Regions from separate parts of the Mus musculus genome. Here regions 2 and 3 are each linked to region 1. A link is a loop called in an ENCODE intact Hi-C map of the cell type or tissue named here. Cell type or tissue: heart. All regions are shown on one strand. Each heading gives the region's core, and the rest is flanking DNA. Links, peaks and the distances in the headings are about the cores only.

The links. A loop is a pair of places that touch in the nucleus more often than their neighbours do. Peaks named below come from ENCODE experiments on the same cell type or tissue, not always from the same donor. Only the 100,000 strongest peaks of a DNase experiment are listed, where the experiment ranks them.
Region 2: it touches region 1 in a loop (1.9-fold over the local background); 2 of 42 quality-filtered maps call a loop at or near these places.
Region 3: it touches region 1 in a loop (2.0-fold over the local background); 2 of 42 quality-filtered maps call a loop at or near these places.

Annotation. Positions count from the first base shown.
Region 1 is chr10:128,485,246-128,492,433 of GRCm38, reverse strand. It overlaps Smarcc2 (SWI/SNF related, matrix associated, actin dependent regulator of chromatin, subfamily c, member 2), which reads right to left. Exons shown (of 29, transcript NM_001372395.1): 26 at 6,740-6,874; 27 at 4,798-5,179; 28 at 4,075-4,500; 29 at 1,843-3,538. The coding sequence ends at 3,462. It overlaps Myl6 (myosin, light polypeptide 6, alkali, smooth muscle and non-muscle), which reads left to right. Exons shown (of 7, transcript NM_001317218.1): 4 at 32-205; 5 at 298-375; 6 at 670-714; 7 at 1,401-1,575. The coding sequence ends at 698. Among named protein-coding and RNA genes, the nearest start is that of Myl6, 5.0 kb to the left of the region's middle. In heart, for the core only: no CTCF peak of the experiment used is centred there; DNase peaks (open chromatin) are centred at 753, 1,313, 2,023, 3,473 and 2 weaker places; H3K4me3 peaks cover 2,247 bases; H3K27ac peaks cover 3,229 bases.
Region 2 is chr10:128,136,841-128,144,028 of GRCm38, reverse strand. It overlaps Rbms2 (RNA binding motif, single stranded interacting protein 2), which reads left to right. Exons shown (of 13, transcript NM_019711.2): 5 at 477-634; 6 at 5,832-5,911; 7 at 6,000-6,109; 8 at 6,322-6,368; 9 at 6,462-6,555. Among named protein-coding and RNA genes, the nearest start is that of Gm51821, 15 kb to the right of the region's middle. In heart, for the core only: CTCF peaks have their summits at 1,661 (motif pointing left) and 3,276 (motif pointing left); no DNase peak of the experiment used is centred there.
Region 3 is chr10:128,121,240-128,128,427 of GRCm38, reverse strand. Baz2a (bromodomain adjacent to zinc finger domain, 2A) reads right to left here. Exons shown (of 30, transcript NM_054078.2): 16 at 7,103-7,188; 17 at 6,763-6,837; 18 at 6,448-6,628; 19 at 6,301-6,360; 20 at 5,978-6,122; 21 at 4,773-5,404; 22 at 4,440-4,662; 23 at 4,166-4,321; 24 at 3,942-4,093; 25 at 3,246-3,535; 26 at 3,027-3,159; 27 at 2,783-2,929; 28 at 2,187-2,410; 29 at 1,959-2,102; 1 more. The coding sequence ends at 1,675. Gm51821 (a long non-coding RNA gene) reads left to right here and starts at 2,865. Exons shown (of 2, transcript XR_003949052.1): 1 at 2,865-2,952; 2 at 5,778-6,434. In heart, for the core only: no CTCF peak of the experiment used is centred there; no DNase peak of the experiment used is centred there; H3K27ac peaks cover 495 bases.

The DNA.
Region 1 (7,188 bases), core at 1-4,000:
TTGTCTGACACCTCCACCTCCCACATGACAGAGATGAATGTGAAGGTGCTGGACTTTGAGCACTTCCTGCCCATGCTGCAGACCGTGGCCAAGAACAAGGACCAGGGAACCTACGAGGATTATGTTGAAGGCCTTCGTGTGTTTGACAAGGAAGGAAATGGCACCGTCATGGGTGCTGAAATCCGTCATGTCCTAGTCACACTGGGTAAGGGTCTGTGACCTTTCTGGAGCTGAGCTGCCACCTGATATATTTCACCCGTCAGTCACTCAGTTCTAAGAATGTTCCTTCCTCTGCAGGCGAGAAGATGACAGAGGAAGAAGTAGAGATGCTAGTGGCGGGGCATGAGGACAGCAATGGTTGCATCAACTATGAAGGTGAGGGGCAGACCATAAACTGGGGCCTGTGAGGAAATGGTCGTTCAGGAGATGTTAAAGAGGCATTGTATTCCTAGACTTGGTTCCAGAAGGGAGTCGGGAGTCAAAGGGGCAAGCAAGGCTCAGTCCAGCCTGGGAGGGAACTGTTGGGGAGACAGCAGTAAAGGGGGGGGTGATGGAGGACGGAGGGTGGGCTAGGAATGGGACGTAAACAGAATGTCTGTTCCACTGCCTGACCCCTTCACCCCATGTCTGTGTCTTGTCTTCACCATTAATGTCTCTTCCTTCCTGCAGCATTTGTGAGGCATATCCTGTCGGGGTGACGGGCCCATGGGGCGGGTACGGCTCCTCCCAGCCTCTCCTCTAGTTATCTCCCTAGTGTTTTTTTTTCCTTCCCAACCTGTGCTCTAGCCTCTGGCCATACCCTACTACCATCTGCCTTACTCCTGGCATGACTCTGCATGGAGCTGGCTTGGGAGGGGAGAAATTCCTCAATGAGGAATGCAGTTTGGGGGTGTGGTACCTCCTCTCCTAGAATGGTCTCTGAGATTTGACTTACAGGGGTCTTGGTGCTGGTGTCTGGGAACGCTCACCAGCTTGTAGGGAAGGCTGGTCTGATGGTGATTCTAGAGTTGGCGGGGGCAGGGTTGAGCTAACTGCCCCATTCTGCTGCTAAAACAAAAGTCCTTTTTCCATCCCTCTACTGGACAGCGTGGAGGTACCCTAACCCAAAGCTGACCTCTCCTCCTGCCAGTGGCTGACCATAACTGTAGGTGTAGCTGAGAACTTTTCTGCCTCTGCTATGTTCTTGCTATTTAGATTGGGGGTGGGGGCTAACAGCCAGTGGGAGGGGAACCAGGGACAGAGAGAACTGGCCACTCTGAGTGGCTCTTTTGAAAACTGACCCAAGGTTGGTTGCTATGGGCATGTTCCCTCCTGCCACCTTCATGGTCTCGTGGTCTCCTGGCCCATGGGTACCCCTCCCCAGCCCTCTCCTCGGCTGACTCCGCCTCTCTTCTCCACAGAGCTTGTCCGGATGGTGCTGAATGGCTGAGGACATTCTGTATCCCGAGTCTGTTCCTTGCCCAGTGTGATTTCTGTGTGGCTCCAGAGGCTCCCCTGTCACAGCACCTTGCCCATTTGGTTTCTTTTGGATGATGTTTGCCTTCACCAAATAAAATTTGCTCTCTTTGCCCTCTTTTGGTTCTTTCTTTCTTTCCTGAGCAGGTGGGAGGAAAATGTGAGGTGGTGATGATGTTGTCTATCCTGAAACAAAGCTCAAGCTGGGGGCCAGGGAAAACTGGATCAAGTGCTTGTAGTAACCATTAATGAAAGGCTCCCCTGTGGGAAATGAAGAAAAGTCACAAATCCCTATAGGATCAAGGTAGCTATGTGTGTTTGTGTGTGGGGTATCTATTCCTTTTCAGGTTAAATTCTTGGCCCCCACTCACCCAAGTACCGAACGCCTTTTGTGGGAAAGCCTGTGAATGTTTACTGAAGCTAAAATGCCAGGACATATTAGTGCTGCCAGAGCCTGTCTTGTCTGCTGCAGGGCTAGGGGCCAATAGCAACAGAAGTAGGTGTAGGCCTGCCTCCTCCCTAATAAGGGAAGGAATGCAGCCATGTTTAAAAGGATTCAGGTCCACGCTGTAGGGATGTGCTTCCCGGAGCTCAATCTTGAGTAGGTGACAGCTGCTGCTCCTGCTGCTGCTGCCGCTGCTGCCTTCCTGACTGCTGTGTGGCCTCTTGTGGCAAGAGGCTGATGGCTGTGGGCCTCTGCAACCCTGGTGAATGTCCAGTGAGGGACTCCAGGAAGGCTGCCCCAGCCCAATCTGCTCCCTGCCTAGCAGCCACAGCTAAGAGAACACAGAGGCACCCACAAGATGGAACTGAAAGCAAATTAATTTATAAAAAAAAAAGGAAAAAGAAAAGAACAAAGAAGGAAAGAAAATTTTACAGAAGACTTTGAACAGAAGAAAGGTGTGGAGATGCAGAGGAAGGAGACGCTGGGACAGAAGGAGCAAAGCGCCTGGTGGGAGGGGCCAGGCTCTGGTGCGGCCTGGAATTGTGTCTGCCTCCAAGTAGGGGGTGAAGAGGAAGACCTGGAGTGCAGAGGCACGCTGCACTGCTCCCAAATCTTTGTCCTCATTTGGGGAACTCCTAGCTATCACTGGGTTCTGTCAGGCTTGGTTGGTGGGGGCAGAAGTTAGCAGACTGTCCCACTGTCAAAAGTAGGTGCTTAAGTGCTTTTCAAACTTGAGGGTCTGCAGGCCCCCCATCCTCTTAGAGCTCCCCCTCTGATGCCTGTTGGGCACTCACAGATACAACTAGGAAAGCAGGAAGAAGAGCCCAACTGAGGCCCCTTCTTCCTCTATTTCCTACCACAGAATCCCCGAAAACTACATTTCCCACAAGTACACAGACGCTGACGAGTAAGCAGGTGACTTAAACACAAACACAAAGCTGACTGGAGGAAAAGGTCATTGGCTGAACTGGGCCTAAAACAGCAACCATGACGAGCAGCAGGAGGGATTTGTATGAATAAACTGGAATGGGTGAGGGGAGCTGACTCAGCACTGCCAAGGGCTCAGGGAGACAGGCTCGGTGCCCTATTCCACCTCACACCTTGCCCCAGAAATTTAATTCCTCTTAAAACCTGCCCTTTCCCCTCAAAATAATAATAATAATAATTAAAAAAGTTCTTTTTTTGTGGGCTCCGAAGTGTCTTTTTTTAAAACCTCCCTTTTAAAGGGTTTCATTTTCATGTTATCACTTCAAAAATGCAGTAATTCTGAAGGGGTAGACCCTCAGAACCAGTTAGTAGAACCTCGTATAAACATCTTTCCCTCCTATTCTCTCTCCCAGGCATTAGAAACATCTTTTAGTCAGAAGTCCGTGGATAATAATTGGATATAAAACTGCACACCTCTGCTGGGCATGGTGGGGGTGGTGAGGGGGCAGGAGGAGCTTTCCTTACGTAGTGATGAACTCTTCAGGCTGAGGGAGGGTCCCAGTAGTGGGGGAGGGCTGTTCCTGGAACTGTGATCTCCATGGGGAGTGAGGGGGAGAGATGGCTGGCTGGTTCCTCACTGTGGAGGTGGCACAGGGGTGACTGTGCCTGGGCTTGGAGCTGTGGGGTCTGGAGGCAGCGGGGTGCCTGGGTCTGTGGAGAAAAGGAAGATGAATAAGCTGAAGCACGCAGAGGGATTGATCCAGTCCCAGGCTCCACACACAAACAGAACTGGGCATGGCATGCAGTGGGTGGGTAGATGAATGAGGTACCCACTATGTGTAATTTCTTTTTCTCAACACTCTTTTCCGCCTGACACTGGAAAAACCTTATATCCCAAACCTTCTTCCTCTCCCCAAGGTCTAAATAGGGTATCTGAATGTGGTGGGAACACTCAAGGAAAGCCATCGCCATGCAGACGGTAGCTAGGCTCCAGGTTTACAGCTGAGGTCCTCTGAACCACTGGATTCCTCCATGACCCACCAGTGAAAGCCCTGTCACCCCAGCGGTGGCAGCTGCCCAGTTGGGAAATGGAGGACAGCCAAAGAGGCCTTCCTCCTGTGCTCTAGTTTTATCACAGCATTGAACAGGGCTGTGGAAATTCTAGGATCTAGCCCTTTCCCTACTTGACTCCCTCCCATAATGTAGAGCCCTCTCCCTCACCCTTTCCCCTCCTGGCCCCTTCTCACCTGGCAGTGGGCTGGCACTGGGCAGGAGGTTGCCCTGAACAGCTGCCACAATGGCAGGGCTCTGGGCTGCGGCGGATCCGAGCCCCGGCCCGAGAGGCAAGGAAGATGGCATGGTGGTGGTCGCCGGCAGGTTAGGATGTAGAGGGTTCGCCATGGACACAGGCAGGTTAGGTGGGGGGATAGTGCCCGGGGCAAACGGGAGATGGTGGTGATGCCCATGCAGGTTAGGAGGAGGGGGAAGGTTAATACTAATGGAGTCAGCTAGACTACCGAATGGGATGACGGATGGAGCAGCAGGAGGAGGAGGCGGCATGCCAAAAGGCAAACCCAAAGGAGCATTACCCGCCACGCCTGGGTGCCCGCTGCCTGGCACTGCCCCTGGCATCATTGAGGGAGGAGTTGGTTGGTTGGGGAACGGTGAGGGGCCTAGAAATAAAGAGAACACGAGGGTGAGGGGGTGGAATCTTACCCACCGCACAAGCTGCACAGCTACCTGCTGGTGCTATCCCCTTTCTCCTGGCACTAGAATAAGCTGTAGATTCGTGGAATAAAGTTCCATGTATCTGTGTTTGGGAACACATCCCTGCTAGTTTGGGGACAGAATACAATGGAGTTCACCTGTAGGAACTGCAACAAACATTTATACCCAAGGTATTCCCTTCAAAGGAACCAGAACATCTGCCTGTAGCTCTATAGCAAACATATCCTGGAACCCACACTCACCATGGGGTCCAGGGGGGGGTACCCCTGGTGGGACTGCCCCAGGCTGAGGGGCTCCAGCTTGTTGTGGCTGCTGTGGCCCTGCAGTTGTCCCTGCCTGCCCAATCTGTTCAGAAGGGCCCAAGCTTCCAGGAGGGGCCCCACTGCCAGGAGGGGCAGAGGCCACAGCGGCTGGAGGCACAGCTAGACCATGGACTGTAGGTGGTCCAGCAGCCCCGGTGGGAGGTATGGGCTGGGAGCCTGGGGGCAAGGTTGGTGGCTGCTGCTGCTGCTGCTGGTGCATCTGCTGGAAGTGCTGCTGCCGGGCCCTCATCTCTGCATACTTCAGCTGCTCCATGTGGAAGGCTTGCCGGTCGGCCAGGAGCTGCTGCCTCTGGTATTCCAGCTGCCGGTACCAATGGAAAACTGTTACTGGGTACCAGAAGACCTTTGGCAATTGCCTTGCCTCCCACTTCCTCTTTTGGAAGACCCCATCTCTCATGCTGGTGTCTCACCATGGCTGAAGACTCAGCCATGTCTTCCTCTGTCCTTGCAGACCTGAGGCCACCTGCACTGCCCTCACTGCACCAGAGTTCGGGCTGGATTTGTTAGTACTCTGATTTGAAAATGCCTCCAGCTTCTGTCAACTCAAGTTATTTCCTTCCTTCAAAATCAGCTACAAGCCAGGCGTGGTGGCGCACGCCTTTAATCCCAGCACTCGGGAGGCAGAGGCAGGCAGATTTCTGAGTTCGAGGCCAGCCTGGTCTACAAAGTGAGCTCCAGGACAGCCAGGGCTATACAGAGAAACCCAGTCTCAAAAAACCAAAAAAAAAAAAAAAAAAAAAAAAAAAAATCAGCTACAAATGTAGTATTTCTTAGGGAGACACTTCAGATGGATTCACTGGCCTCTGAATTTTGATTATATTTTGATTCTCCCTACATTTAATTTTATTTTTATATGTTTATTGGTTTTTCAAAACTCGGTTTCTCTATGTGAACTTGGCTATCCTGGAACTCTGCAGATCAGCCTGGCCTTGAACTCACAGAGAGCCACCCCAGTGGCAGGATTAAAGGCGTGCGTCACCACGCCCGGCAAGTCTCTTATTTTGAAAAGTTATTTTTAGGGGCTGGAGAGATGGCTCAGCAGTTAAGAGCACTGACTGCTCTCTTCCAGATGGTTGTGAGCCTTCATATGGTTGTTGGGAATTGAATTTTTAGGACCTCTGCTCGCTCAGTTCCTGCTCGTTCCAGCCCAAAGATTTATTTATTATTATATGTAAGTACACTGTAGCTGTCTTTAGACACACACCAGAAGAGGGCATCAGATCTCATTACGGGTGGTTGTGAGCCCCCATGTGGTTGCTGGGATTTGAACTCAGGACCTTTGGAAGAGCAGTCATTGATCTTACCCGTTGAGCCATCTCTCCCCAGTTTCCATCTTGTATTTCTTTTTAAGCCTTCTCAAAGAAACTGCATCAAGGGCTGGTGAGATGGCTCAGTTCTTCCAAAAGTCCTGAGTTCAAATCCCAGCAACCACATGGTGGCTCATAACCATCCTAACAAGATCTGACATCATCTTCTGGAGTGTCTGAAGACAGCTACAGTGTACTTGTTTATAATAAATAAATCTTTGGGCCGGAGGGATAAATAAATATCTAAAAGAAAAAAAGAAAAAAGAAACTGAATCAATATGTCTGTCTGTCCTGTCTACTTTCCAGAGTTACCTGCTGAGTCTCTTATTATCTCTCAAATCCACTTAATTGCTCAGATTTGTGAGAACCTAGTGAGAGGCAAGCATCACTTGAGGACCTAGAGATGCAGCGGTCAGAAAGCCTGACTAGCAGCCCACCCGTGGTTCTCAACCTCTAGGCTGCCTGCCCTTCTCTTCTCTGTGTCAGCCTCAGGACTTCTGCTGTCTTCTGGCAGGTTCTAGACTCCCGCTGACACCTGAGTGTGTGCCACTCACCGCCTCTCGCTCCCGGTCCATTATTGTCTCCAGCTCCTCAAAATGTCGGAGTTTGATCTCTAGTTTCTTCATTTGGGTCTCTACCAGCAGAGCCACCAAAGACTTGATCTTTCTCTCCTCAACTGCAGCCAAGTGCTAGGCAAGAAGTGTGACAGGGCAGGTGTTAGCCAGAGTGCTCAGCTGCAAAAACTCCAGGGAGAGAGGGAGGGAGGGGCAGGGCAAATGCTGGCAAACTTAAGGAAGTAGCTGCGATCACAACTCAGAATAGTATAACTGTAATTTATATATGTACTATATATTATAATACATAGTATAATTATATAGTATATATTATTTACATATTATAATATATAATGTAATGTGTCATAATATAGAATTACATAATATGTGCATGATCTAGATATATCTGTATTATGGAACAACACACATATATATATCTACATCATGAA
Region 2 (7,188 bases), core at 1,306-5,305, 350 kb after region 1:
GGTAAATCACTGCACAGCACACCCTGCCCTTTCTGTTTCCTTCCTGCTGCCCTCCCTGCTTCCCTCCCATCCGCCAGTGACCAGGTAGCCCCCTTAGCCGAGTCTGCTGTGGCAGAAGAGAGGGAGAGAAATCATTCTGAACTGTGGAGTTGACAAGTCAGGAGAAAGGAATCTAACCTCAGGGCCAGGCTGCAGGGCAAGAGGAAAACTTGTTCTGCCTGCTTCTTAAAGAGACAGCTGGTAGGTGGCTTGTGTTACTGGATTGTACAGCAGTAGACGTGGTAAATATTATAATCTCTCTTCCTGGACTAGGTGTGTAGTACACGGTGACAGTTCTGGGTATTACAAACAGAAGGTTCTCTGTGTTTGGATCCCCCCCTTAATGCTTCTCTTCTCAAATGTTATTCTGTGCATGAGGGCTGAGGATGGGATGGGGAGCAAGATGTGAGCCTCAGTTTTCACCTTCGTGTCCATAGCAACAGGAGCAAGACCCTACAAACTTATACATCTCAAACCTCCCTCTGTCAATGGACGAGCAGGAACTGGAGGGGATGCTGAAGCCCTTTGGCCAGGTCATCTCTACTCGGATCCTTCGAGACACTAGTGGGGCCAGCAGAGGGGTCGGCTTTGCAAGGTAAGGGATGACTGAGAGTGGCTAGCAAGAAATAACTTAGGAAACAACACATACACACACAGATGCACATACAGATGCGCACAGACACACACGCACAGAATCACACACAGACACACACAAATACACACAGAGATACACACATACATACACATATAGACACATAGGCGTACACACACACACACAGTGCCCTTCCCCTGAACTAGACCAAAATAATTGTCAAAAATACCTAATAAGCCGGGTGTGGTAGCACACGCCTTTAATCCCAGCACTTGGGAGGCAGAGGCAGGCGGATTTCTGAGTTCGAGGCCAGCCTGGTGAGTTTTGAGACAGGGTTTCTCTGTCTTGAAAAACCAAAAAAACCCCAAAACAAACAAACCTAATAAGAGGCAGCAAAGTAGCTCAGCAGGTAAAAGTGCTTGACAGCAAACCTGGTGACCTGAGTTTGATCCCTGGAGCCCAGACGGTAGAAGGAAAAACTGACCCCAGAAGGTGGTCCTCTGACCTTCACATGTGCGGCAGCTTCTGCACATACATAATACATACATGAATGCAAGTTGTCTAAACCCTTGGTAGTAAATCGTGTGTGTGTGTGTGTGTGTGTGTGTGTGTGTGTGTGTGTTGAATATTAAACTAAGGGCCTGGCACATAACAAAAACTGCCTGCAATCCTCCTGCCTCTGCCTCCCAGACGCTGGGATTCTAGGCATGCTCCACCACGCCTCACCTCATGGATGTCCTTCGGCTTCCTTTCCCATTGCCTCTGCTAACCTAGCTTTTGTTCGTCCGATTCTGTGCCCTTACAGCTGACCATTCCCACTCCACACCTCATTTAAACTCTGTCAGGCCTGGACCTAGTCCTCAGATCAGTAGGATGAAGTGGAAGATTTGCTATGCTCTCTGGATCTTCAGGGAGACTTCTATCCTAGAACAACCTGTGCAGTGGCTGCCCTGTGTTGTAGGACATTGCTGAGCTTTAGCGTTCTCTGTGGAGTTTGATTACCCAGATCTCTCCTTCTCTAGGCTGCCCTCTCCTGGGCTCATGTGTCATGGAGCTTCACCTGATCTTAGCCTACCTAAAAATGACTTACTTTTTTAAAAAAGATTTTGCTTGGGTGCTTACATGGTTGATCAGCACGTAAAGATGCTTGCTGTTGAAGCCTGCCAACATGTTTGACCCCCCCCCACCACTCACATGACTACACACACATACTGATGTTTTTATAAAAAGACAAAGAAAGTGGGGGGGGGAGTTATGTTCTATGGAGGTATAGTCAGGTATGGGGGGGAGGGGGTACCTTGGTGGGCCCATGCTGAGGCATCCCTTCCCCCTGAGGGAGCAACCACATGATGGTATAGTAATAGAGTTTATTAAGGGCATGGGAGGGGGGAGTTAAGAGGGTAGTAGAGGCAGAGAAAGGCAGAGAGAAGAGAAGAGAAGTAGAGGAGAAGAGAAGAGAAGAAGTAGAGGAGAAGAGGCTGCCATGAGCACGTGGAGAGATGGAGGGGAGGGAGGAGAGAGAGGAGAGGACAGAACATGAGCAAGAGGGAGCAAGCAGCTCATCAGGCATCCCTGGGTGTTGCCAGGTACTGTGGGGTGGAGCATCCCTGGCTGTTGCCAGGTAACTGTGGGATGGATCTTAGAGAGAATGCTAACACATACAAAATAAATACATGTGAAACATTGTTGCAAAGACTTTTTGTTTTGAGTGGCGGAAAATCTCTGCAAGTTCAAAGTGGCCATATCTGAAAGAATGTGAGTTCCAGGCTAGCCAGCACTAACTACATCATGAGTCCAAGCTCAAGACAGGGTGGTAATGTAGCTCTGTGGGTAGAGTGCTTGCTTAGTAGGCATGGGACCCCCCCCCCCAAAATTTGATCTACAGCATGGAATAAAATGGGTATCTAATGACATTTTAGCACTTGGGTTGTGGAGGCAGGAGAATCAGAAGTTGAAGGTGAACCCCTCAAAGTTTGTACACACCTGTAACCCTTGTGCTTGGAAAGTTGTACATAGACTGTTTACAGTCAGCCCAAGTTGATTTTTGTTTTTGTTTTTGCTTTTGTTTTTTTTAAGAGTCTGTCTCAAAATCAACAGTGGAAGTCAAGCAGTGGTTGAGAGGGCAGATGCAGGAGGATCTCTATGTGTTCAGGGCCAGCCTGGTCTATAGATCACGTTCCAGGCCAGCCAAGGCTCTGTTACACAGAAAAACTCTTCTCTTGAAACAAACAAACAAACAAACAAACACCAAAACAACAAACTATTCAAGGCCTGATCTGTAGCTCAGATGAGAGGGATCACTTGGAATTCAAGACCTGCCGAATTGAGAGTGAGACCCTAGCTCAATAAACAAACAAATAAATAAAATATTGAAAAATCAAACAAGTGAGTTTCACTTGAGAGGAGAGTCTGTTAGTTGTTAATTGTTTTTAGCTTAAAGGTCTGGGTTTTGTGTTTCAGTCTCTTAGCCTGCTCAGACTGGGAGTGAAGTGGGTTATCTTGGCCCATCACAATCCTGACATTTGGAAGAGGATGGGGAGCCCCTGGACTATGTGAGATACCGTCTCAAAGAACAGCCTCTCCAATAAAATAGAGGCTGTGGCTAGAAAAATACTAGTTCTGAATAGGCTCAGTCTGCGTAGCGCCACCTAATGTCAACCTTGGGTAATACAAGAGGAAGAGTCTTGGACTTGTGTTCTTCCACTTTCGGCTCACACACTGTTTGCTTGTTTGTTTTGCTTTTCGAGACAGGGTTTCCCTGTGTAGCCCTAGCTGTCCTGGAACTCACTCTGTAGACCAGGCTGGCCTCCAACTCAGAAATCTGCCTGCCTCTGCCTCCCGAGTGCTAGGATCAAAAGCGTGCGCCACCACGCCTGGCCCTTTTTCTTTTGTGATGTGTCCTGGTTCCATTTTTGTTACTGTGCTTAAACACCGGGACAAAAGGATACTTAGGAAGGAGGGTGTGGTGGTCCCTGTAATCCCAGCACTCAAGAGGCAGAAGTGGGTGGAGTGGAAGGGACAGCTTGGTGAATAGAGTCAGTTCCAGGCTGAAAAAGCTTATACTGAGAGGCCCTGTCGGACAGAACCCAGGACAGGATGAGTTCATGCATGCTTGCTTGCCCGTTTAGGCTCACTTTGCCTTCTCCACTCTGACACAGCTTAGGGCCCCCATCTAGGGAACAGTCCCTGCCTAGGGAATGGTGCCACCCAAGTGAATTAATGGAAGACAGTCCCTGGGAGACATGCTGACAAGCTCACAGTTAAACCCAATACAGGCAGTTCTTCACATAGTTCACCAGCAGCTGGGATTAAATAACTGCCTGTGTTTTGTTTATTATTTTTTTTAAATTTATTTACCATATGTAAGTACACTGTAGCTGTCTTCAGACATACCAGAAGAAGAGGGCATCAGATCTCATTACAGATGGTTGTAAGCCACCCTGTGGTTGCTGGGATTTGAACTCAGGACCTCTGGAAGAGTCAGTGCTCTTAACTGCTGAGCCATCTCTCTGGCCCTCATTTATGTTTCTATTACATTTTATTTGTTAATTTGTGAGTGTGTGTGTGTATGGAGGACAACTTTTAGGAATCAATTTTTCTCCTTTACCATGTCGGTTCCAGGGATCAAACTCATGTCATTAGACTTGGCAGCAAGCTCTCTGATCTGCTGAGCCATCTTGCCAGTCCAAGTATAGAGCTGCTGAAATCCCAGCATGTGAACACTGAGACAGGGGCTATACAACAAGATTCCCATTTCAGAAAATCAGAAACAAGCAGGAACCGCTCAGCAGTCTGTACTTCGGAAGGAAGCTGTAGCTGGTGCATAGACGAGGATGTGGTCACTTTTCCTGAGTGCTCTGACTTACAGAGCCTTGGGTGGTGAACGGCCACTGGTACCTACACCTTCATTCTTTTCTTGTGCTTTCCCCCTCTGTATCACGTATGGGGCAAGAGCCCTCACACCCTTTAAAAAGCATTTCTTTATGACAGGTAGTAGTGGCTGCACACCTTTTTAATCCCAGCACTCAGGAGGCAGAGGCAGGTGGGTCTCTGAGTTCAAGGCCAGCCTGATCTGCAGAGTGAGTTCCAGAGCAGCCAGGTCTACACAGAGAAACTCTGCTTTGAAAAAAAAAAAAAAAAAAAAAGGCATTTATTTATCAATTCATGGGGGGAGAACAAATATGGCATCACATTTCTGTGGAGGCCAGAGGAAGCTCACAGGAGTCAATTCTCTCCTTTAAATATTTACTTGTATGTGTAAGAGTCTTCTGTGTACATGCATTTATGTGCACCAAGTGTGAGCCTGTTATCTTCAGAGGTCAGAGGAGGGCATTGGATCCACTGTAAGTTATTACACATGGTTGTGAGGTATCCTGTTAGTACTTGCACCAGAACCTGGGTCCTCTGCAAGAGCAATAGGTACTCTTACCCACTGAGCCATTTCTCCACTTCACTTCACTTCTTTTTTTTTTTTTTCTTTTTTGAGACAGTGTCATTGTAGCCCCAGCTGGCCTGGAACTTGATAAGTAGACCCAGGCTGGTCTGGAACACTCAGAGAGACACCAGTCTCTGCTTCTCGAGCACTGAGGTCAAAGTCATGCGCCATCATGCTGACATCATTAGGAATTTTTAAAAAATAGTTCCATGACCACTGAAAAAACTTTACGTTTATTTCTTATGTACATATGTGCATGTTTGTGTGTTACAGTGCATGTGTGGAGGTCAGAGGACAACTATCAGGAGTTGGCTCTCTCCTTATACCATGTGGGTTCCAGGGATGGAACTCAAGTCGTTGGGCCTGCTGAAAAAAATGCCATTATCCACTGAACCATCTCATCAGCTCACCATTAGGGCCTGGGCTACTCAGTCAGCGAGTGCGGGCTCACCCTGCATGACAACTTCCAGCACTCCATAGCAGTCAGACACGGTAGAACTTTTCTGCAGTTGTAACACTGAGGCAGGAGAATCAGATCAAAGCCATTCTCAGACACAGGGTTTGAGGCCAGGCAGAGGTATATATAAAATACACACACAGAGAGATAGCCTGTGTTTAAAAAAATAAATAAAAAGGAAAGCTAGGTGCCTCGAAATGAACATGTAGGACATAAACATTCTCCAGTATTTGTGGGTCTAGGAGCCTGTGAGTATGTGTAGGACACATATCCCGGACAGGTGGTCTTACTCCTCATGTGCGTCTTAGGATGGAGTCAACAGAGAAGTGTGAAGCCATCATCACCCACTTTAATGGAAAGTATATAAAGACACCCCCTGGAGTAGCAGGTGAGGCCTCTGGGACTCGGGCTGGGAGCCATTGGAGGAATGGGTACTGCCCCGTGGCCCAGCAACTGTGTATGTTTTCTCTTGACAGCACCTTCTGACCCTTTGCTTTGCAAATTTGCTGACGGTGGGCCAAAGAAACGACAGAGCCAAGGAAGATACGTGCAAAATGGACGGGCCTGGCCAAGGAACGGAGACATGGTAAAAAGATCCCCGAGGAAGCACGAACCCTGAGAGCATTAGAGTTGGAAATGGCGCAGCCTGGCTTCTGTGCGTGTAGGTGGGAAGCTTGAGAGTAAGATGTGTGGCTGAGCCCTGGTGTCTACTCGCTCTTTAGCGCAGTCCCCAAAACCTGTCATGGGACATGTGGGTATTCTGGGCTGGCAATATGGACACTACCTTCTTTCTTACAGGGCGGTATGGCCTTGACCTATGACCCCACTGCTGCCCTTCAGAATGGGTAAGGGTGTTTCATTCTAATTTTCAAACAGCAGTTAGTGGAGGTGGCTCTGGCTCCCCGAGGCTTCTCACTGAACAAAGGCCTCTCCTGCAGGTTCTACGCAGCTCCTTACAGTATCGCCCACAGCAGGATGCTTGCTCAATCTGCGCTAGCCCCGTATCTTCCATCTCCTGTGTCTTCCTATCAGGTGAGGTGTGAGGCTTTTCCTACTGTGTGTGTTAAGTGAACGAATGTAAAGCTTTTCTATATAGTACACACAAAGAAATGGTATGTTGGAGCATAACATGTGATTTTTATGTGTGTGTATATATATATATATATATATATATATATGTGTATATATATATATATATATGTATATGTGTGTGTGTATATATAGATGTATATGTGTGTGTGTAATATATAATATATAATAATATATATTATTCCTGTATGTGTATATACATATATACCCATGCATACAGTGCATATAAACACTTTTAGAGATAGAAACATCCTCTTGAGCTGGGCATGGTGGTACACACCTCTAATCCCAGCATTTGGGAGGCAGAGGCAGTTGGATCTTTGTGATTTTTTGAGGCCAGCCTGGGCTACATAGCAAGCTCCAGGACAACCAAGGCTATATAAGAGAGACCCTGTTTTAAAAAACCCACATCGGGCTGGTGAGATGGCTCAGTGGGTAAGAGCACCCGACTGCTCTTCCAAAGGTCCAGAGTTCAAATCCCAGCAACCACATGGTGGCTCACAACCATCCACAACCATCCGTAACACGAGATCTGACTCCCGCTTCTGGAGTGTCTGAAGACAGCTACAGTGTACT
Region 3 (7,188 bases), core at 1,306-5,305, 370 kb after region 1:
GCACTGCCCCACTCTTTAGTACTGCTGGAGTACAAGGAATGCTACACCTCACCTGGCATCCTCCGCCCACCCATGGAACATTGCTTGGATGCCTTGGCTCCCTGCTTAGGTCAGCTAGCAGCCACCTCCCCAGTGCAAGTACCCGTAATTTCTGATGGGAGGGGCTTGGCTGAGCAGGAAAGCAGGGGCCAGTGGCCCATGGCTACAGCTTGGAGTTAGCAGCTGTCCTCTCATGCTGGGGGCTAACCTGGGCTCAGTCACACACAGGGCAGTGGTAGACCCAAATCCTCCTCTCTGCCCATTCTGTGCTCCAGGGTCTCTGCTGCTGGGGAAGAAAGGGGTCCTGGGACATGAAGTCGGTGTAAGGAAGGAAAACACAGCTAAACCCAGACACTCATGGTTTAGGAAAGATCCAGTTCTACCCCCCTACCAGCAAAAACTCAAAGCTAGTGAAGGGAGAGGGAGTTCCTGCTGAAAAGATTGCACAGTTTGAAGAGGCTGGAAAAGAAATGACCATGAGGAGAGACAGCCTTGTCCCCAGAGAACCCTTGTTCTTGTGTTTTCCCAAAGACAAAAGGTTGATGGTGTGAAACAATGGGAAGGCGGGAATAAACACATGTGGGGAACAATGAGTCCCATCACACTACAGGGTCACAATCACAACTCTCATCTGTGCACGTGCACACACACAGACACAAAACACACACCCACACCCACCTCTCTCTCCTCCTCTCTCTGAGGCCAGTCAATTGCTACCTGGCCCCCATCTCGGAGGAGCACTCAAACTCAGCAGTAGTTGTCCCTGAGGAGTTCCCAAGAGGGAGGTTTGGGAAGCAGGGGAAGGAGGCTGGAAGGCCTAGGGCACTGCCTGCCTGTCCGCTCCCCAGCCACCGAGCTTCAGAAAAGGCTAGAGACTCACAGAAACTCAGCATGTGAGGAGGAGCCAACACCTTAGAGGGTTAACTAGAAGGGAGGCAGAAGATGAGGACAGAAAGACAGGAGAGCTCTCAACTTTGTTTTCCACATAAGGGAAAAAGACTGGGAGGGAAGGTAAAGAACCCGTACACGATAGTTTTACATTACTGGGTGAGACAAAACCTTAAAAATAGGGAGGAGTTAGAACAGAATGAGTGAGAGGAAGTGAGAAGCAGGGAGGGGACTGAACATGGAAGCAGCATGTTCAGGGCCCGGTGTCCGGCTCGACACACTTGGGAGTTAAGTCCACTTTACTGGCCGTCACTGCGGGTCCGCACACAGTACAGAGTGTTTCTCAGTTTCACACATTCACTAGAACTATTGCTATTGTTAAATAGCCCCAGGATGCTGAGGCATGGACAGGGAGGGGAGGAAGCTGGGAAGGGGAAGGAGGACTTCTTTGTCTCTCTCCATTTTAATGGGGGGGGGGGGGAGGAGGAGGAGAGACAGGAAAATTTTTTCTTTTTTGGCTTTCCATCCAGAAGGACCTCATCTCTGCATCTCTTATTTGAGGAGCCAGAGGAGGAAGGGAGAAAAGGGATTCGGAACAAGAGGATGTGGGTGCTGCCAAGGGCAGAGTCAAGAGTCAGCATTGTCTGACTTGAGTCCACCCAGGGCAGCCATCAGCAGGTGAGAACGGCAGGTTTTTGTTTGGAAGGTTGGAGAAGATGCCACAAAGTGACTCCCAACTTCCTTGCCTCACAGATTGGCCTGTTTTCCCTGATAAAATTCCTCCCAGCGGCTCTCAAAGAAGCGTCGCATGACGTGCCCAGCCTTGCCCACTTCAGAGTCATCCTCATTGAAGGTCTGGCAGTTGTCAAAAACCAGCAGAGCATCAGCTGCAAACTCTTCTGAGCTAGTGTACCTGGGCAGGGGAAGACAGGGCTGTGAGCTGTCAGCTCTGAGCTAGTGTACCTGGGCAGAGTGGATGGGACTGTGAGTAGAGAGAAAGAAAGGGTGAAGCAAGAGAGAGATCAGCTTACCCTCCACGGAGCAGGCGTTCTCGCATGGTGGAAAAATCCATAGGGTTCTTGATGACACGTCGGTATCCACTCACCAAGCGAGGGTTCACAGGCTCTAGGAAAGGCCAGGCTGCATCATGGGACTCCATCTCCATCAGGATAATCCTATTAGTACAAAAAGCACACATTGACTCCTGCAGTCTCTCTGGCACAGAGACAGAAAGTTAGTCCTAGAGTCCACTAACTCACTCGCAAAATGTGAGATCACTGTGGTGACTTCTCATCGAATGTCGCCGTCTTTTGGGGGGAGACAGCCCGTCTTCTGGGTACCGAGGCACTGCTGGACTATCTCGGCTCCTTGACAACATCCGCCGCCGGCTGTCACCTTCTGGGAAGGTCAGTGGAAAACTACTTTTCCGCTTCTGACCTCGTTTTGGAAAACCAGGCCTCTGAGTGTACTCTTCCTCTACCTGCTGAGGATAGGCCCAGGTGAGCAGCAGTGTGGGTGGCGCGGCTCACCCTCTGCTCATCAGTCTTGCCTACCCATGACTGTGGCTTCAAATGCTCACATACAAGCCAGCATGTGAACTCATTCAGACAATCAATGGGAGGGTCAGTAAAATGCATGGCAACTGCTATTTTATAGAGGAAATGACTGGGGCTTAAAGACTGTAGGTGGCTTATTCAAACACAGACTCAACCCAAACATGCTGTCACAGGCCCATTCCTGGGAGCAGCACCTGAGGGTCCGTCCAGGACATCTGAGGACTGTTGCTTAAAGAAAGGAAGATGAAGACATCTCGGAGTCTTGCTTGAGAATGGAGATGGGAGAGCAGAAGCCTTACCTGGGACAGACAGACAGCACAGAACCAATCTCCTTCTGGAACAGCCTCCATCTTGGGCCGATGACAGTAAATGTGGCAGCCTCGGTCACACCCATCACACAGCAGGAGAAACTCATCATTATCGCCCTTCCGGCAGACCAGGCAGGTCTGGACCATCGTGAAAAGGCAGAGTGAGTCCTTAACCTAACCCTGCTATCGCGACCCCACTCTCACTAGTTTGTCTCCCAAGTATTTCCAGACTTACCACTTTGTTGACAGACTTCTCCCACGCGATGGACCTTTCTAGCTGGCCCATGCACAAGCACACTTGGGCTGCACTACGGCACCTTTCAAGTGTCTGCCGCCAAACTCGGACACGAGGGGTGATCTCATAGGATCTGCAGAGAAAGCAGTGATTCATGTGAGGAATACGCTTTTGTCTTGCCTCTCCCAGGCCAAGGAACAGGCAGCAGGAGTCACTCACATCTCAGTTGAGGTGCCATCAGGGGCACCATTGGGTGTGCTCAGTAGGGCCTTCTCCACTACCACCTCATGGGCTGCCCAGAGGGGCTCCCGCAAGTACCGCCGCTCCACATTTTGCTCCAGAACAGCCAATCGCATCACAGCGAGGTCCAGAGGGTTGTTGTTCTGCCGCTGAGGTACTGTTCCTTCCCTGCCCCGACCCCTCCAAGGGATATCCTCCGGGGAGTCAGGCAGATGCTCACAGTAGGTCAAGTCTTCTCTGGTGGAGTCTGGGGTAGGGCATGTCCAGCCCTTCCAGTGGGAAAGAGAAACAGAACGCATTGTAAAGGGAAACACTGCATGTCATGATGTCATGGCAGGTCACTCAGGAAGAAGACACCAAGGCTTGTCCTGGCACCCTCCCCAGCCAGGTGTAGTGGCTCATGTTTGCAATCCCAACACCTGTAAGGCTGAGACAGGGGCCTAGGTTCAATTCCCAGAACACACGTCATGGGGTTCACAATCATCTCTAAGATCAATGTGAGAGGATCTGACACTTCTAGCCTCTGAGGACACCGCATACTATATACTATAGTACATACTATATAAATGTACATGCAGGCAACACGCAGGCAAAACATCCAATACATAAAAATAAACCAAACCAAAACCAAAACCCTCCCTAAGCAATTCCCTCCCCAATGCCAACCCCAGGTACCCGAATCTGCAGATCGGAGAGGACAACCCGCTGCTCCAGCTCCTCCACCCACTGGAGCACAGCTAGGTCTGTCTCGTACGTCTTCTCTTTGGGGGACCAGCTCATAACGCCTTCTTCCAAGGCAGGGAGCTCATTAGGCTCAAAGATGGGATCTGGGAAGAGAGAGTGGTCTATAAATGATGGCAGCTTCTCTAGGTCAGGTTGGGTCAAGGTCTCTCACTTACCAGTTAAGGGCTGTAAACAAACTTCCTGCAAAAAGTCCTTGTGCTTGCTAAGATGTTTGTGAAGCGCCTTCTCCCGGATGCCTCGGGGATGCAGTGCCTTGAGCAGGACATCCAGTGTCTCAGGGTCTCGGATCCACCACCAGCCCGAGCACATCTCTGTGTACAGAGGGTATGCATATAGGCCAGGGGATGGGAACCAGGCTCCAATCACACCGCCCACAATGGAAACTGCAATTACCTCCATGTTTGCCCCATCCTAGCCAAGTTTGCTCACCAGGGGGGATAGGCTGGGCTGTCAGCTGGGTTAAGTAATGCTGCTCCACCTGCTTGAAGAACTTGCTAGGGGGTCTCCCCCTCCGCTTTGGTTGCCCCAGCCCAGTGGGACTCTGTGACATTTCTTCAGAGTCCCCTGATAGCCTCTTAGGGGTCCCTCCAGGCAAGTGAGTGGAAGAGAGCTGCACTGGGGAACAAGGATTGGCAGCACCGGGTGTATTCATCTACAAAGAAGACAAGAAGGAGTTTACATATTTCCTACTTCAGGCTACAGCCTCACAGCCAGATATGGGAGCCTGGGGCAAGATAAGTACAGACTGATCTGGCTACTTACTGGTTTAGAGGAGGCCAGCAGCTGGAGGGAGGGAGTAGGTTGGTCCTCAGAGACTGCAGGAGGTGGTGTAGGAGCAGCATCACAGGGTATCTGGGCTGAGAAGTTAAACCAGGGACCTTGAGGACCAGGGCAGGACTGAGCCTCATCAGGCTCGGGCTCCTCCAAGGACTGAGACGGAGCAGAGTCTAGTTTCCCTGGGCTGCTGTCCGGCGTGAGGACTGAGCTGCTCAACAGGGAGTTGTGGCTCTGAGTCTGGCTCAGCCAAGACAAGAAGGCAGACTGGCTGAGGTCATGCTGGCTCTGACCCAGAGAGAAAGGGGAACCTTCTGGCTCTAGGAACCCACTACTTGGCTGAAGATGGGGCTGGGTAGGGGCCTGAAGCTGAGGCTGGGGTTCTGGGTGAACTTGAGTCTGGGCTTGCTCTGAATCACATTCCCTAATGGTGGACTGAAGGTGCTGAGGCTGCAGAGACCCAGGCTTAGGTTTTCGAGGTCGGCCTCGGGACCGGGCAGGAGAAGTAGAGGCATTGGAGCCAGTTAATTCTCTCTTTACAGAGGCTCGGGCAGAGCTGGGTGTTGAAGTGACTACTTCCATCAAGGACTCAGTTTCTTGCTTTATTTCATCTTCAGTAACTGGGAAGAGAAACAAAGAACATAAGATATACTGTTGTATAATGGAAAAGAATGAGACCTATAAACAGAACATGCTTGCTTTTTAAAGTTTGCTTTTCTGTGTCTGGGATCAACCACAGAATATTGTGTTAACACCTGGCATGGAGCTACATCTAAGGTCTGTTAAGCACTAAAGAGTACAAAACATTTTAATTTTTTGTAGTCTTTGAAAGAAATTCTGTGTGTGTGTGTGCAGTGCCCGTGGAGGCCACAGGATCCTTGAGGTGACAGGTGGTTGTGAGACGTGGTGCTAGGAGCCCAACTCAGGTCCTCTGGAAAAGCAGCGCATGCTCTTAACTCTGTGGCCTCTCTAGCCCCATTCTCACTCTCCTAGGACGTATGTCTACATCACTATGGCCACAGTCTACAGATGAAGAAACTGAAGCCTATAGCTGGTGTGTGACAGCAGAAGTAGGTGAGTAGCTTGACTCTTTAGTCTACCACGCCACAGAGTCAAAAGCCCACGAGGACTAGGCAGAAGGAAGTGCTCACTTTTGTCTGGACTTCACCCCAAACTTCCACAGTTGCACCTACCTGTGCTCCCTTCCGATCCTTCCACAAAGATACCAGCAAGATACGGTAATACCCAGTAATGGCGTCTATAGCGGTCTTGACCCAAGGACACTGCCCGAAGCATCTGGGATGAGTGAAGCAGCTTTTTTCTAAAGAAGAGCTGACGCTGGGTAGGAAATGGAAAAGGAATAGAAACCATTTCCATCATGGCATGATGGACTTCAGTACCCATGAGAGAACTGAAGCCTATCAACCTCCCTACAAAACTGATATAATTTGAACAAGGGCTTCAGCTCTTGTGCAACCCACATTTCCCGACTTTTATGAGATTAAAAACATGGTACCTTACTGAGTTTTTCTATATGGCGCTCTAGCTCTGGAATGCTAGATGCTGCAACATCAATCTGCACAGAAACAAGCGGACATTGAGAAAGGAGAGCTACCAGATCCAAAAAAAAGATGAAAACTTTCTAATTGACTTTGGTCTGTACCTCTCCTTCTTTTCGACCCCTGCGGCCATGGACAGCTGTTGTATTTTCTTCCTCTTCCTCCTCTTCTATGCCACTGGTTTCCTCCATGATCCGAGAACTGCGCCTCCGTCCTAGGCCGTCTTCTGCCCCTTCCATCATAACCTCAGGCCGCCCAGTTCGCTTGGCCAGAGCAGTTTTCAGTCTTAAGAAATAGAAATTAGGCTAAGACGCTGGTGAAGAATATAATACCAAAAAAGAAACACTTGAAATTTACATTTTCCAGAGCCCTGGCTATGCCTCACCCTCCCTCTGGGCTCTACTCTGTCCTGTCCCTACCTCCGGAGTCGGCCTTCAACAATCCACTTGTTCTTCCTGCAGCTAGACACACTTTCCAGAGTCTTGTCAATCTCACTGCAGGGGAACGAACATGGGGGAAGTTTTGAGGGAAAAGTGGCAGCAAAAAGAAAAGAAAGATTAAGTGTTACAGAGCTGTAGGGATGGATCTCAGTCTAGTTCAAACAGGATGGATGACAAAGGAAGGCTTACAATGAGTCTATGCCCAATCACTCCAGCATCCTCAGAGAAGAGCAACACCCACACCACCCAGGGGCTTCTGGAGAGCTAAGCCCCTCCCCTACACAGGCACAGGATTGACCATTCCCACCCAAGCCCTCACTTGATGATAATGGTGGAGCTGTTAAGCTCATGCACAAGGAAGGCTAGAATAGCAGCCTTCTGTTGAGGTGGCTGGGCCTGAAAAGG